Regions from separate parts of the Homo sapiens genome. Here region 1 is linked to region 2. Evidence: read pairs that join two places in POLR2A ChIA-PET (ENCODE). Cell type or tissue: GM12878. All regions are shown on one strand.

The links. Peaks named below come from ENCODE experiments on the same cell type or tissue, not always from the same donor. Only the 100,000 strongest peaks of a DNase experiment are listed, where the experiment ranks them.
Region 1: POLR2A ChIA-PET joins it to region 2 with 5 read pairs; 1 of 35 experiments calls an interaction of 5 or more read pairs at or near these places.

The regions. Positions count from the first base shown.
Region 1 is chr6:53,424,829-53,429,828 of GRCh38, forward strand. No RefSeq gene overlaps it. Among named protein-coding and RNA genes, the nearest start is that of GCLC-AS1, 4.2 kb to the right of the region's middle. In GM12878, no CTCF peak of the experiment used is centred here; DNase peaks (open chromatin) are centred at 2,043 and 2,323.
Region 2 is chr6:52,300,436-52,305,435 of GRCh38, forward strand. LOC124901329 (a long non-coding RNA gene) reads right to left here. Exons shown (of 2, transcript XR_007059609.1): 2 at 229-2,031. Among named protein-coding and RNA genes, the nearest start is that of MCM3, 18 kb to the left of the region's middle. RefSeq lists an enhancer at 496-790 and a silencer at 3,756-4,050. In GM12878, no CTCF peak of the experiment used is centred here; no DNase peak of the experiment used is centred here; H3K4me3 peaks cover 733 bases; H3K27ac peaks cover 1,955 bases.

The DNA of each region.
Region 1 (5,000 bases), 1.1 Mb after region 2:
ACTCTAGGGCCGTTAATGACCTAATCAGAGGAAGAAGGTATAACCAGGGTATATTAGTTTTCTATTGCTGTGTAACAAATACCACAACCTTAGCAGCTCAAAATAACACAAATTTATTATCTCACAGTTTTTGTGTTGGGAGTCTGGTTTTAACTGGGTCCTCTACTCAAGGTCTCATAAGGCTTAAATTAAGATGTTGTATAGCTGTGCCATCATCAGGAGGTTCAACTAGGGAAAGAGCCACTTCCAAACTCACTTAAATTGTTGGCAGAATACATTTCCTTGTTGTTGTCAGCTGTAGTCTGGGGACACTCCCAACTGCTAGAGGCTGCCCTCAGGTCCTAGCCACACGGTCCCTCCATTTCAGCAACACGCCTTTGTCAAATTTTGCTCATACTTTAAATCTCTGTTTTTCCTTCTGTGACCAGCCAAAGAAAACTCACTGCTCTTAAGTGGCTAATATGATTAAGATAGGTACACATACATAGTCTTCCTTTCTTAAAGTTAACTGCGCCCATAAAGATCAATGGAATAGAATAGACAGCTCAGAAACAAACCCTCACATATGCAGCCAAATGATCTTCAACAGGGGTGCCAAGATCACTCAGTGGGAGAAAGGACAGTCTCTTCAACAAATGGTTCAAAGAAGTTGAACTCCTGACCTCAGGTGATCCGCCCGCCTCATCCTCCCAAAGAGCTGGGATGAGAGGTGTGAGCCGCCGTGCCAGGCCCAGCCCCACATTATTTACATTCAAATTTCCCACGGACATTGTTTAATCATTAAGATCTGGGACAAAGTTAAAAATGCTAGCAACAGCGATTTCAAGTCCTTACCTCTCCCAATTTCCTATGTGTGTTCAAATGATTAACTCTTTAAGATATATTTTGGCCTGGCGCAGTGGCTCATGCCTGTAATTCCAGCACTTTGGGAGGCCAAGGAGGGCGGATCATGAGGTCAAGAGATAGAGACCATCCTGGCCAACAGAGTGAAACTCCGTCTCTACTAAAAATACAAAAAATTAGCCGGCGTGGTGGTGGGCGCCTGTAGTCCCAGCTACTCAGGAGGCTGAGGCAGGAGAATCACTTGAACCCAGGAGGCGAAGGTTGCAGTGAGCCAAGATTGCGCCACTGCACTCCAGCCTGGTGACAGAAACCCACATAAAAGGAAGGAGGCTGGAATTAAATTTTAAATTAAATTAAATTTTCTTTTACTATAAAAATGTTAATGTGCAGAAAAGTAGAGAAAGTCATGTACTGAACCACCAAGTATACATTACCCAGTAGTTCCAGCATTTATTGAGTGCCTGTGCAAATCATTGTACAAAATATTTGTGAAACACTGTTTTCACTTTATTCTCTCAACAACCTTTTAAAATAAATGTCATCTTACTTAACGATAAGATAAATATTATACCTTATGTATGCAGAACATTGAGACTCAAGTTGGGTAAAAAATTGCTCGAGGTTACGCAACTCATAATTTGTAGAGCTAGAATTTAATTTTATTTATTTGTTTTCTCTCTTTTTTTCTATCCCATTATTACTCATTTTCCTCCCTAGTCCATTATGCTATTATTGCCCAATTACATCTTTATATGTTATAAATCCATCAATAGTTTTATAAGTATTACTTTATGCAGTTGTCTTAAATCAGAAAAATTACAAGCAAACACACATTTATGCTTTTATAAGTCACCTGTGTAGTTACCCTTATTGCTGCTTTTTATTTCTTTGTGAGGATTCGAGTTACTGTTTAGCATCCTTTCATCTCACTTGTAGGGCAGTTCTGCCAGCACAGAGCTAGGATTAGAACCAAGGTCTTCTAACTCCAAGTTAAAGGCTATTTCTACCACATCTCAGGGGCATGAGAGCCTGTGAGTTCCAGGACTATCTTTCCATGAGGAGCTCAATTTCATCATTCTGGATATTGGTCCCGCCAGAATTTCTCATCACTCTTATGAATCCTTTTCACCCTTCATTGCCACAGAAGTTTTAATGAGCAAGCGAGTCGTACTGTTTTCTTGGTTTCTTTTCCGGTATCATATGACTACAGGTGAATGAGATATGGTTAGCAGCAAGCCAGATGTTAAGAAGCAGTGATCTCATTGTTCAATTCCCACCTATAACTAACCTGCACATTGTGCACATGTACCCTAAAACTTAAAGTACAATTAAAAAAAAAAAAGAAGCAGTGAGGCAGGGGAGAGGTGGGAATTGAAACCCACAGTTATGATGTGAGTTCAGGTAGCCAAAGACAAATGGATAATCTAATTATGAATCTAGTTGTGAGAAAAGCAGTATTTGCTAAACTCAGTAGTGAGATTAGGAACTGAGTCATCAGATCAGAGAGAAGGCAGACCAAAGTGAGCCAAATATAAGCAAGTAAAAATCTCTGAGCATTATAATTCAAAGAGATCTGTGTGTTGGATGACTAGGGCTAGTTCCAGAAATGGCGCATAAAAATTAGTTGCCTTTTGTTCAATGCTTGCAGCTGTAGGTGGAAGTGTCAGGGCTACGTGTTCACCTGGTAGAAAGTTCTAAACTGGGCATGATCTAGGAAGGGGAAGGAAGCCTCTAGGATCCTTCCTCTGAGCCATATCCTTCCCAATGTATTAAATCATTATTTATTTAATTTTGAATAATATATGCAGGGCTTCTCAAGAAGAATGGACATCTTGAAGTTCCAGCTATAATTTTAAAAAGAAGAAAACTCCCTATAATTTAAGTGTTTAATCCTATTAGTATATTTCAATTACAGCATGTATGAACTCATTTGGAGAGGACATAAAAAATCTAAGTTTATGGTCTTTATGAGTATGAGACCCATGGTTAATGGGCCTTCTGGTAAAATTCCCTCTCCTCAGCCATACCCTGCAATAGCTCAGATGTCAGGGACCTATTCAAAACGTATTGGTTTTATAAAACTGATACATGCTTATCACAAAAAGGGCTACGGAAGAGTATATAGAAGAAAGTTAAAAAACAAAACCAACAAGCAAAACCCCCACTATCAACTACCCAGAAATAATTGTCATAACATTTGGCAACATCATCCTAGTTCCTAGTGATCTCTCTATGTATGTACCCATATTCACACATAGACATAATTCTACAAAAATGGGACCTACTGTAAATGCTTTTTTTAAAAAACAAAAAGCATTAAATTTGTCTTTACTTGAACTAAACTGGAGAAAAGCTAGTGAAATTGGTAGAATTGCTCAATCTCAGATTAATAAGTTTCTTCACATCAAGCAATTTTATTTTCCTAGAAGATAACTCTAAAATTTCAAAAGATTTTTTTACTTAAAAAAAAAAAACCCAATCACCAAAATGCTTCAATTCAAGCAGTATCTATGGATCTGCCTGCACTGAAGGTAAGCAACATGGCACCATCTTTCTAACCTACCCCTACAACACCATATTTCTGTTAAGTGTATTATTATTTTTTCATTATCAAGATTCATAAATTTACTCTGTCCTGTAGCCATAATTCTCAGCTTTGCTTTTTCTTTAAGCCATTGAATGTGTTTAATGACCAACCTTCCACTTCCGGGTTTTTAATTTTTCACTTAACAATTGGCTTGCTGGGTTTTGTTGTTGGATGGCTTTTTCAAAAATAATTCATGAGCACTAAATTTCATGAATTGCTGCTTATTTTAAAGTTTGTTTCCTGCCTTTATGTTTCAAGCACAATTAGATGGACACAAAGTTACCCTTTCCTTTCCTCAGAACTTTGTAAGCAGAGCTCCATTGTCTTCTGGCATTGAATGCTGCTGCTGAGGTTTTGGAGGTCAGGCTCATCTGCACCTCCCTCACAGCCCTTACACTTAGAGGAGCTTTTCTTTTTCTACATGGATGTCCTTAAAGCTTTTAGTTTATTTCAAGATATGTGTAAGCATTAAATATTCTTTATCAGATTTTCCTGGGAAATTTTTTCTAGTGCTTTGTGTTCTCTTTTTGTTATTAAATCTTTAAGTACATTTTCTTTCACTATTTGCTTTTTAAAATTTAAGAATACCCATTATTTTTATATTAGATCGCCTTTGTCTAGATTCCATATTAGTAGTCATCTGTCTAGTAATTTTCATCTTTTTTCCATTTCATATTTTAATGTTTGCTCAAGGCTGTCTTTTATCAACTCAATGGTTTTTTGTCATACATATTTTACTTTTGATTACTTCTGTGGTCTTTAGCTATGAAAAGACTGATGAGCCTCCTGGACTGGCCTCTCAATACGGTGGATATTATCACCATGGGTTCATAGTTTTTGGCTTTGCTCATTTTTTTTCTTCCTTAGATCAGCCTCCTTGCTCCATTTCTTGAATGAGTCAACTCATCTCTTACCTCTTCAACAGTGGCAGAAAATTTGGATAGATGTTTGTAATCCATTACTGATTTCTTGGAAACTTAAGGAATGGGAGAAGTTGCAAGATAGTAGATGAACTGGGGAAGAGAATTCCAAGAAGGAACAGCATGTGACGGATACCTGGAGTAGAAAAAAAATAGTGGAGCTTTTGAGGCAATGAGAAAAGGATTATGTGGGTCAGGAAGCACAAGCTTGAAAGACAGCAGTGCTAGGTAAAGTGAGGGAGGCCAGATAATATAAAAGGCATTTTAGACTATGAAGTTTGGATTACATCCTTAGAGTACTGGGCTGGGGCAAGGTAGAGGAAGTGGTGGTTACTAAAGAACTTTAAACAAAAAAGGACAAACATTAATGTTTTTTAAAAAAATGATAGCTATGGTTGTAGGGTAGAATGAAGAATAGAAAGTAGAAGATCAGTCAAGAAACCCTTAACACCTACTCACAGATGGTGGTTGGTTAGCAAAGGTGTTAAAAACAGGAGGAAGAAACATAGAACTTTTTTAAATGTAGGAAACTGGATGTATTAAATATATGTTTGCATCCATACCAGTTTGACTTATAATAGAGAAAACATGAAAGGAATTCAAATGTTTATCAATAGGTGAATTTAAACAAATTATGATATTTCCATGCA
Region 2 (5,000 bases):
GAAGAGGAATCCTCCAAACTTACCGACCCACAGCCTCCAAACTGCCCCAATAGGAAGGCTATGCAGCAGGAAGGAGTTGTGAACTGTGAACTTTCACATAGCACAAAGGACTTGCCCAAACACTATGCTAAGAGACTTGACCAGACTTCAGCCTGGCTTCTGCCTACACTAGACTGTGTCCCTGTCTTAGTCTGTTTGTGCTGATATGACAAAATGTCTGAAACCAGGTCATTTATAAAAGAACAGAAATTTATTTCCACATAGTTCTGGGGGCTGAGAAGTCCAAGATCAAGGCATTAGCAGGTTCAGTGTCTGGTGAGGGCCTCTGTCTTTGCTTCCAAGATGGTGCCTAGAATGCTGTATCCTCACGTGGCAGAAGAGCAGAACAGCGAAAGGGGGCTAGTTACCTCCAGCCACTAATAAGGTCACTAATCACATTTTATAAGGTCACTGATCACATTTATGAGAGCTCCACCATCATGACTTAATCACCCCCTGAAGGCCCCACTTGTTAGTGCTATCACATTGGTGATTAAGTTGCAACATGTGACTTTGGGGAGACATTCAGACCACAGCAGTCCCTAAAGGTGGCCCCAGCCCCTGTGCGAAGTCTTTGCTCAGAAAAACACAATGCTGCTAAGCTGCAAAATGTACTGTGTCCCAACCCACTTTGCCAAACAGTTTTCAGTAATTTTCCACTCACTCCTTCTGTAATTTTCCATTTTTCCCAGACTTTCTTTGTCCTCTCTTTTTTTTTACTTCCCCATACCCCCTTTTAATTACCTCTATGATCTCCCTTTAAATGTCCCATTTACCATTGTCTTAGTTGGAGGTGAGCTCAGTTTATACTAAAGTCTCTCTTCAATACTGCAGTGGTTCGAATAAAATATCTTTCTTTAAAAAGTGACTGATGCTCTTCTCTTCAACAAGACCAATCTGGAATTTCCACCAATGGCCTCAGCCCTCATGCTCCCAGGCCAAGAAATAGTGGGACCATCCCAGGCACAACAGTGGGATCTATATGGGGTCTGCTGAGCCCCAGCAGAGATATGACACAGGCTCACTATCATGGAGAAGCCAGCCATCAACAGGCCCCTGAAGATAGTTGACCACAACACTGCCCTCCTGACCTAATCACCTCCCCAAAAGCCCCACCTCTTAATATAATCGCCTTGGGAGTTAGGTTTCAACACATGAATTTTGAGAGGACCCACACATTCAGATCATAGCACCATTAAACAACAACTTTGCCCCCTGCCCCTAGCCCCTGGTAATCACCATTCTACTTTCTATACATACATACGAATTTGATTACTTTAGATACCTCATATTATTGGAATCATGCAGTATTTTTCCTTTTGCAATTGGTTTCACTTAGCATAATGTCCTCAAGTTTCATCCATGTTATAGCATGTGACAGGATTTCCTTCATAATAGACAGGCCACATAATATTCCATCGTATGTATACACCACATCTTGTTTATCCAGTCATCCATCAGTGAACATTTGGGTTGTTTCCACCTCTTGGCTATTGTGAATAATGCCGCTGTGAACATTCTGTATCTCTTGACATTCTGTTTTCAGTTCTTTTGGATATATACCCAGAAGTGGATTGCTGATCATTCTATTTTTAATTTTTTGAGTACCCACCATACTGTTTTCCGAAGATGATGGGCATTTTTATTATTGGTGAATACCCTGGACTTAATATAATGCCTAGGCATAAAGGAGACCTTCAAATGCTTTTTGAATACATAAATAATAACAGAAGAGACTAAGGGTAATAAAAACACAGACTTAGGCCTCTCCACCGTGACCTTTTTTAGCTAAGGCTTAGCCATAATCATTAAAAGCCCTGATCCAGAGGCCTATCTATTCCACGCTTCAAAGCTGAGACAGAATGAAACATAAGAGCCAAGTGCAGTGGCACATGCCCGTAAATTCCAGCACTTCAGGAGGTTGAGACAGGAGGAACACTTGAGGCCCGGAGTTTGAGACCAGCATGGGCAACATAGCGCAATGCCCCGTCTCTACAAAAAAAAAAAAACATTTAATTAGCCATGGGTAGTGGCACATGCCTGTGATCCCAGCTACAGCTACTTGGGAGGCTGAGGCAGGAGAATCACTTGAGCCCAGGAATTCAAGTTTACAGTGAGCTATGATCGCACCACTGCACTCTAGCCTGGGCAACAGACAAAGACCTTGTCTTAAAAAAAAAAAAAAGAAACACAATTCATTTAAGGATCTTTTAATTAAAATCCTACATTTATTTTCCTTTTGTTCACTTTGTTATCTATCCATTTCCTTTATTAAATTTTTAAATTTCTTCTAACAGAAAAAGTATTGATGCCAGTTCCAATAGTTACTTTCCTGCCCTTTGGGGCAGGACAGTTCGATATGTGTACCTCCAGAAGCCCCAGCACACATTAGGAAGCCATCTTTGGTCCAGAACTTCTCTATCTGTGCTATCTTTCAGCACCTCCTCAAAGTCAGGCTGGTTTTCCAGGCGATAGCACAGATGGCATCCACAACCTCATAGAAGGCATGCTCAGCAATAGATCTGTCTACCCCAAGGAACTTAGCAGCAAGACACAGAGGCACCAGGGAGGCCAGCAATGCAACCCAGTAGCTACTTTCTGAGACACAGACAGAGGCAATTTTATGTGGATGGTTTTCCTTTGAAGATGTGTGGCCAGCTTTTCAAAGATAAAGTAAAATGTCTCCTTAGACATCAGGAAGGTTTGCCTCCAACTGTCGGGGATGTCTGCCCACTCAGAGGTCCTGCTGAAGATGGGACAATGTGGAGAGAGCTCTGGTCCTGTGGGCTCTAAGAGATCAAGCATCTGGCTCTATGAACAGAGAACAGATGACCTGCTTTGGTTCTCCAATATTGATTCAGTTTGACCTGCATGGTCTGGGCCAGGGAAGCCACCTGCTCAGCCTCTTCACTCTCAGCCACAAGCACAGCAGCAATGGCTCTCCTTTGCAGGACAGCTTGTGCAAGATGTTGCAGTCCCCCCTGAGCTTGATGCTGAAAGCATGCTTTGAGGGTGGTGGAGGCCTTTGAGTTGAGTTGGGTACAGTGATGTGTGAGTGTGTGTGACTTTCCTAATAAAAGTCAATGAAATTTTCCCCCAGGTAACCGTGGAAGCTCAGGGTTGAGTTAGTTGATGAATATCAGGCCTTCCATTATGAAGTGAATGCAGGTATGAATGAAATTATATCTGTGTAACCACACATCAGTATCTTCCCTCCATGTTCTTACAGAATCAGTCAGCAATACAAGAGCCAAAGTAAAACAGCTCAGAGAAAATAAGACTCATTCTTAGTGTGGATATCATTCTTTTCCTCACACAGACTTCCTCTCCTTAATGACCCCTTCCTTCTAAAGGACTTTTCATTTTTCCTGGCCTTCTTGTAGCAGGACGAGCCACAGACAGAGCTCCTCAGACACGGAATTAAAGAAGGAAGGAATTTATTCGGCTGGGAGCATTGGCAAGACTCCTGTCTCAAGAGCCAAGCTCCCCAAGTGAGCAATTCCTGTCCCTTTTAAGGGCTCACAACTCTAAAGGGGTCCACATGAGAGGGTTCTGATGGATTGAGCAAGCAGCGGGTATGTGACTGGGGGCTGCATGCACCAGTAATCAGAACGAGACAGAACAGGACAGGGATTTTTACAATGCTCTTCCATACAATGTCTGGAATCTATAGATAACATAACCAGTTAGGTCAGGGGTTGATCTTTAACTACCAGGCCCAGGACGCGGCGCCGGGCTGTCTGCCTGTGGATTTCATTTCTGCCTTTTAGTTTTTACTTCTTCTTTTGTTGGAGGCAGAAATTGGGCATAAGACAATATGAGGGGTGGTCTCCTCCCTTATTCTGACTCTCTTCACCAAGCAAACACATTGGCAAAATTCTACAGAAGTCTCTCCCACACACTAAAATCAAGGAGTGCCCTGAAAAACCAAAATAAGGGCCGGGCACAGTGGCTCATGCCTGTAATCCCAGCACTTTGGGAGGCCGAGGCGGGCGCATCACCTGAGGTCAGAAGTTGGAGACTAGCCTGACCAACATGAAGAAACCCTGTCTCTACTAAAAATACAAAAATAAAAATAAAAAAAAAATTAGCCGGACGTGGCGGTGCATGCCCATAATCCCAGCTACTAGGGAGGGCTGAGGCAGGAGAATCCCTTGAACCCGGGAGGCAGAGGTTGCAGTGAGCCAAGATTGCATCATTGCACTCCAGCCTGGGCAACAGAGTGAGACTCCGTCTCAAAAATAAAAATTAAAAAAAAAAAAATTGGCAAAATTCTACAGGAAGTCCCTCCCACACACTAAATTCAAAGAGTGCCCTGACAAACCAAACTGCTTCACCAGTTTTACTTGCCCTGATCATCTAACGTCCCCCACAAGCAGGCACATGAAGATGGTTAGTTTTTTGTTTTGTTTTTGTTTTGTTTTAAGACAAAAAGCCAAGACCTTTTTCAATCTCGGGTTTCTGCCTTTTAGTTAAAAAATTCACTCTATATTTCAATCTATTATGAGGAAGGACCTGCTTGACAGGAGTGAAAAAAAAATCAATTATTCCTTAAAGTTTTCAGAAAGAAAAACCACATGGAAGAATAGACTTTAACATTAGCATTGGATATTTCTAGATCTCAGCGCTCTCACATTGCCAAGTCACTTGGAATGTCTAATCAGCTGCCTAATGGAGGAACTGAGACTGCAAAGCATTCTTGACACACCACTGCAGTGCTTTCTCTTTCATACTGCAGTGCTTTCCTGCTGTTTCTTACTTAATGAAAATCTACTTCCATAATATCATGATGTGTTTTTTGAGCTGCTCTTTCTCTAAGAGCTGGTGTCCATCCTAGGTGGGGCTAGGAGTCAGAAGATGCATGCATATTCTAGCTCCAAAGGGTGTGTGACCTTAGGAAAGTTACCCTCCCTTTCTCTGTCCCAAGTGTTCTCCTTATAAAACAAGCATGTTGGACTCAC